Regions from separate parts of the Homo sapiens genome. Here region 1 is linked to region 2. Evidence: chromatin loops called from intact Hi-C (ENCODE). Cell type or tissue: IMR-90. All regions are shown on one strand. Links, peaks and the distances in the headings refer to the core of each region. The heading gives the core; the rest is flanking DNA. Region 1 overlaps KRAS (KRAS proto-oncogene, GTPase). Region 2 has its middle 4.6 kb from the start of LMNTD1.

Evidence for each region. Peaks named below come from ENCODE experiments on the same cell type or tissue, not always from the same donor. Only the 100,000 strongest peaks of a DNase experiment are listed, where the experiment ranks them.
Region 1: it touches region 2 in a loop (2.6-fold over the local background); 4 of 110 quality-filtered maps call a loop at or near these places.

The regions. Positions count from the first base shown.
Region 1 is chr12:25,240,041-25,242,863 of GRCh38, reverse strand. All of the region lies in intron 2 of KRAS (KRAS proto-oncogene, GTPase), which reads left to right. Among named protein-coding and RNA genes, the nearest start is that of KRAS, 9.5 kb to the left of the region's middle. In IMR-90, for the core only: a CTCF peak has its summit at 1,489 (motif pointing left); a DNase peak (open chromatin) is centred at 1,493; H3K27ac peaks cover 299 bases.
Region 2 is chr12:25,556,491-25,559,313 of GRCh38, reverse strand. It overlaps a transcript of LMNTD1 not described here. Among named protein-coding and RNA genes, the nearest start is that of LMNTD1, 4.6 kb to the right of the region's middle. In IMR-90, for the core only: a CTCF peak has its summit at 1,276; no DNase peak of the experiment used is centred there.

The DNA of each region.
Region 1 (2,823 bases), core at 182-2,681, 320 kb after region 2:
TACGTAGCTAATAAGTGGTAGGATTTCAATTTAAATTCTCTGAGACCAAGTTAAGTAGAATTTGCACTGTACTCTTGTATAACTTTTTAAAACTGAAAATTAGCTATCTTTCAAATTAAGAAAATATTTACTAATGGAGACTAATTCAGATTTGTAAGTATACCAAAATTTGAACTTAGCCTGCTATCTAATGGCAACTTAGTGGCAGAGGTATGATGTAAAATCATTCAGGTATGACACATAGATGGAGTATGTTTGTATTCGAGGCTGTGCACATAATCACCTTTACTTGTATTGTGAAGTATATATTGTTATCTTTTATGAAGCCCACTAAAGAGATAATGAAATACCTCGTTATTAGGGCAAGATTATTGAAAACTCAAAATAGCCCCCAAACACAATACTTGGCTAGAAATATATACCTTTATAGTTCAGAGATCATTTATTATCAAAACCCTGAAGTTTTTTTTCTAAGGTAAAATTTGGTGGAAGAGGAAAAGTCTCGTTTTAAAAAAATGTAGGTAGTTACAGAGATCAGAATGATTAGTTGATCACTTACCAAATATATATTAAGTATCTACTGTATATAATATGCTAGTAAGAATAAATATAGCAGGAAGTATTTTTTCCCAGGCTCTAATTGTTTGACATCAGCATGCTTTTATTGTGGCACTTATAATTCAGTTCAAGTATTATGCCCCTCTTTGATGGAACAGTTTCCTATTCAGTAAGGAAGACCAGATTAATCATTGGATTGGTTTGTTTCATCTTTAGTGTTCTGAGCTGTAGAGTATTTATTTACCAAGGTTTATTTTAATTTTTATTTTATTTTTATTTTTCCATGTTCATTGTAGAATTCATTTTACCTACGAATGAAGTATGTAGATTATAGAGAGAAAATTTGTAAAATTAAACTGATACTGAAGACTGGTATAAGAAAAGCCTTATGTAATTTGTAAGCTGCTATTCTTCTGAGTTTATACATATATCTTTAGTAATCAATGAGGGATGGTTGGGTGACTGCCCTCCAGGGGACATTTGGCAACATCTGGAGATGTTTTTGGTTGCCACAACTTGGGGAGAGAGTACTGCTACTGGCATCTATTGAGTAGATGCTATTACTTTAAATGGCAAAGCTGCAGTTACCTTTGCACCAACCTAATATTAAACTTCCTGCAGTGCACGGGAAAGCCCCCACAACAGGGTTATCTGACCCCAAACCTCAATGGTGTTAAGATCCAAACCTTGATATGTTAACCTGTAGCTTTAAACATCCTTTAAATTGTCAAATTCATGTCCCTGACATAAGGTTTATGTTAGATTTTCAAGTATAACAAAGATTTAAACTTTAACTTTTGTACGTTAATGATATGTTAGCTTACTCCAGTCTTCTATTAAAACATTCTGTTTTTAAAATCAGAGACACACAGCAATTTTATAAATCATTTCTCTTCAAGGCTGTGAAGCTCTCCCCACTTTTGTGAGTGCCCTCTACTGGTCAAATTATTTGCTTTATAACAAGTAACAGTGAAATCCTAAGTTTGTGTAGTTTCGCTGTTTAAATTATGGGTGGCATCAATTTATAAATATATTCGTTTTATTTAAAAGTCTTATATGATTGATTTCGTATCATTTTTGCTCTCTGCTAATATTAATATAAAGATTACTGTCTGTATTAGTTAGGCCTAACTAAGTAGGTGAGTATAGTGAACTAAGAAAGGAAACGAGGCAGTATATAAGAAAATAGGGTGGTTCAGTTGTTAACACTTACTGAGCTTACTTTGTTGAAGGGACTAAAAGGCAGCAGTGTGGCTCTCTGAGCTTCTTTGCATGCACTCAGGAGCTGCTTAATGGAGTCCAAGGCTTGGTGGTGTGTTACAGGGGATGATAGGAGGGTCCTATTCAGAAGTGGCAAATTGTGAAAGTGCACATTTTGTAGAGTTTTATAGGACTGTAGAATAGTTGTGAGCACCTGATTTTTAGAATAAACAGAAAACTCAGGTACTGTATTTAGGTCAAATTAAGAATAAGTATTTATTAAGACCTGAATATAAAACTTTACTGGTCATGGTTTTTTTCTACCTTGGGTTTTTATAAATCCAAAGATTTAAAAACATACAAATGGAAGTTGGTAATGGAATTAAGTGAAAGGAAAAAATGATTTTATGGTTTGGAATCTCCTAAGATTCTGGTTTTAACAATACAACTAATTCCTTAATCCTAGAAATGTTCTTCACTGCCCACTTTGTACCATGCAGTCTTCCTGTGGGCTAGAGATACACTGAGGCGCAAAACAGACCAGATTCCTGCCTTCATGGAGCTTATTAGTTTTAGGTATCTCTAGATTTCTTGTAATACCTATTACAATGCCTGCACATCAGTTCATTCATGTGGGTTCAACGTAGTACTCAGTACATGGCAAATTCAAGTTTTACTTTTCGGAACTTCATGGATTTTTTTCCTCAGAATATCTTTTATCCATAATTGGTTGAATCTGTAGATGCAGTACCCATGGATATGGATGGCCCACTTTATTTTGAAGAGCAGTGTTTCTAGGCAATCATGCTAATTATATATGACTTAATTTAGAGGCTTTATACTTAAGAGCATTACATTTCTGGCGTCTCTTAACCATTATTATTTCATAATGTGTAGGTTATGGAACAGTTAAATTATTGGGATCTTAATATAGAAATTAGTAGAAATAAGCCAGATATGGTGGCTCATGCCTGTAATCTTAGCACTTTGGGAGGCTGAGGCTATTCGCTGTACTATTTTTTACTACTTTTCTATAGGTTTGAAATTTTTTCAAAATAAAACATT
Region 2 (2,823 bases), core at 27-2,526:
CAAGGACAGAAAACCAAACACCCCATGTTCTCACTCATAGGTGGGAATTGAACAATGAGAACACTCGGACACAGGGTGGGGAACATCACACACTGGGGCCTTTCATGGGGTGGGGGCAGGGGGGAGGTATAGCATTAGGAGATATACCTAATGTAAATGACGAGTTAACGGGTGCAGCATACCGACATGGCATGTGTATGCATATGTAACAAACCCACATGTTGTACACATGTACCCTAGAACTTAAAGTATAATAATAATTATAATAATTATGCAGGAAGTATAGTGATTAAATAAAATTGGGGGATTAGCATTCTAAAAAAAAAGACTGTCTCAAAAAAAAAAACTGTAAGTCAATGACAAGAGAAATTTTGGAAATTATACAAATACACGTGATATTGTTTGGCTCTGTGTCCCCACCCAAATCTCACCTTGAATTGTAGTAACCCCCACGTGTCATGGGAGGGACTCAATGGGAAGTAATTGAATCATGGAGGTGGGTTTTTCCCATGCTGTTCTTATGATAGTGACTAAGTCTTATGACATCTGATGGTTTTATAAAGGGAGTTCCCCTGCACATGCTCTCTTGCCTGCCGCCATGTGAGACAACCCTTTGCCCTTCCTTTGTCTTCCGCTATGATTGTGAGGCCTCCCCGGCCATGTGGAAATGTGAGGCCATTAAACGTCTTTTCTTTATAAATTACCCAGTGTCGGATATGTCTTTGTTAGCAGCATGAGAACAGACTAATACAACATAGAAATTAAACAATATGCTCCTAAATGACCAGTGAGTCAATGAGGAAATTAAAAAGAAAATTGAAAATTTCTTGAAACAAATAATGGAAACACATATACCAAAACCTATGGAATATAGCAAAAGCAGTACTAAGAGGGAATTTTATAGCTGTAAGTGCCTACGTCAAAAAAGAAGAAAAATTTCAAATAACAGGTCTGATGATGCATCTGAAGAACTAGAAAAATAAGAGCAAACCAAACCCAAAATCAGTAGAAGAAATAATAAAGATCAGAGCAGAAACAAATGAAACTGAAATGAAAACAATACAAAAGATCAATAAAACAAAAAGTTGGTTTTTTGAAAAGTTAAACAAAATTGACAAACCTTTAGCCAGACTAAGAATAAAAGAGAAGATCCAAATAAATAAAGTCAGAGATGAAAAAGGAGACATTACAACTGATACTGATCTTTCTTACTCCTTTAATTGAGTGCTCCTCTCATAGGTTAAAATTTTTACATATTTTAAACAGGGTTCCTAGGGGGCGCTAGTGTTCCATAAACTAGAGAATCAATATTTGGCTGTTATGTTGAATAATGACTGCCTTTATCCTGTTTGCAGAGGGAATAAAAGCTAATGAATAGAATTTCTCAATTCAAATTGTTCTCCAATAATGTGTTACAGGCTTTGGCTCCAGACTACTTTTCTGCTAGAGATTGCCCATATATGATAGAAGAAAATGAAACTGCAAATTTATATCAATAGGAAACCTCAAAATTAACTATTTGCTCTTGGTTCAACCATTTGTTGGGTGTTATTTTGTTTCAAGACACATGGGCTGGTGGTTGTGATTTCATAAGATAGATTAAAAGAGTATAGGTGAAATAAATGTATTGGTTTGTATTTTTTTAAAAATTACTATACAGAATATAGTGTTCTGCAAATAAGAGCAAATGTTATGAATCTTTGTCTCCTGAACAAGTCTGAGGTGTCCTGACTTGACTTGGAAAAATAAGTGCTATATTCCTCTAAAGAGTATGAATAGAAAAGATTTGCAGACAGACTACTCCTAAAATACATGTAATGTGTAAAGTAATTAGACAGTTATTTTGAACTATTGCTAAAATTGGTATGTCTGAGGATTCAAACCAGTGTTTGAGACTCAGCCTCAGAAATGCAGATCTAAGACCTTAGTGTTGTTTTTCAACAGGATTTTGTGATTGGGAAGCTCCATGAAGATTACTTTGAACAAACTGTCTGAAACTTGAAACTTCCAATACATGTCCTCTAGCCTCTCTTGAAATACCCCTCGTAGGAGCTTAATGTGACTCTAACTTGAAGGTAAAATAATAGCATCTGTGTCTGAGGCTGTTATTACACGTGGATCTGTGTAAAAGAAATGAATTGACTGAGTACATTTTTGGACTAGCAAAAGGCTTTATAATAGGAATTTATACTATTTTTATGTGGGTGTAAATATGAAATTGAATTCCTACAATTGTATTCCAAACTCTTTGAATCTTAGATAATGGAACATGTCATAGTGTTTAAAATTGTAGTCCTGAACTGATTATTACTCAACTGCATATTACCCATGGCCTGAGAGGGGAAGAAAACTATCTTTATATATGCTGCCTTCATTCACACAAGACATTTTATTTGTATTACCAATTTAATAAAATCTCTTGCTGTGCAAATCTTCTCCACATGTGGAGGCAGAGAACTAAAATATATAAAGCCAGTTCTTTGTGTTCTTCAAATCTTTAAAAATTGTGTATATGTAATATTTTGTCTGTTTTTTAAACTTAAGAATATGGAATTTTGCCACTTTTAATTTTTTCTTAAGGTAGAAATCTCACAACATGAAACTCAGTTTTCATTACCCTAATTTGACCCACATCTACTCTTATGGGGCTTCAATTCCCCAGCAAAATTCTCGTACTTTCCCAACGCGGGGTAAAGGCAAAGAGAATTGACAGAGTGCCAAGAAGACAGAGGAGAGAGTGATTTGAGATGATTTGAGACCAGACCAGAAAAAGCAGGATGAAGCTGGTTCAGGAATGGACAAGCATTTAGGCAGATACCACAG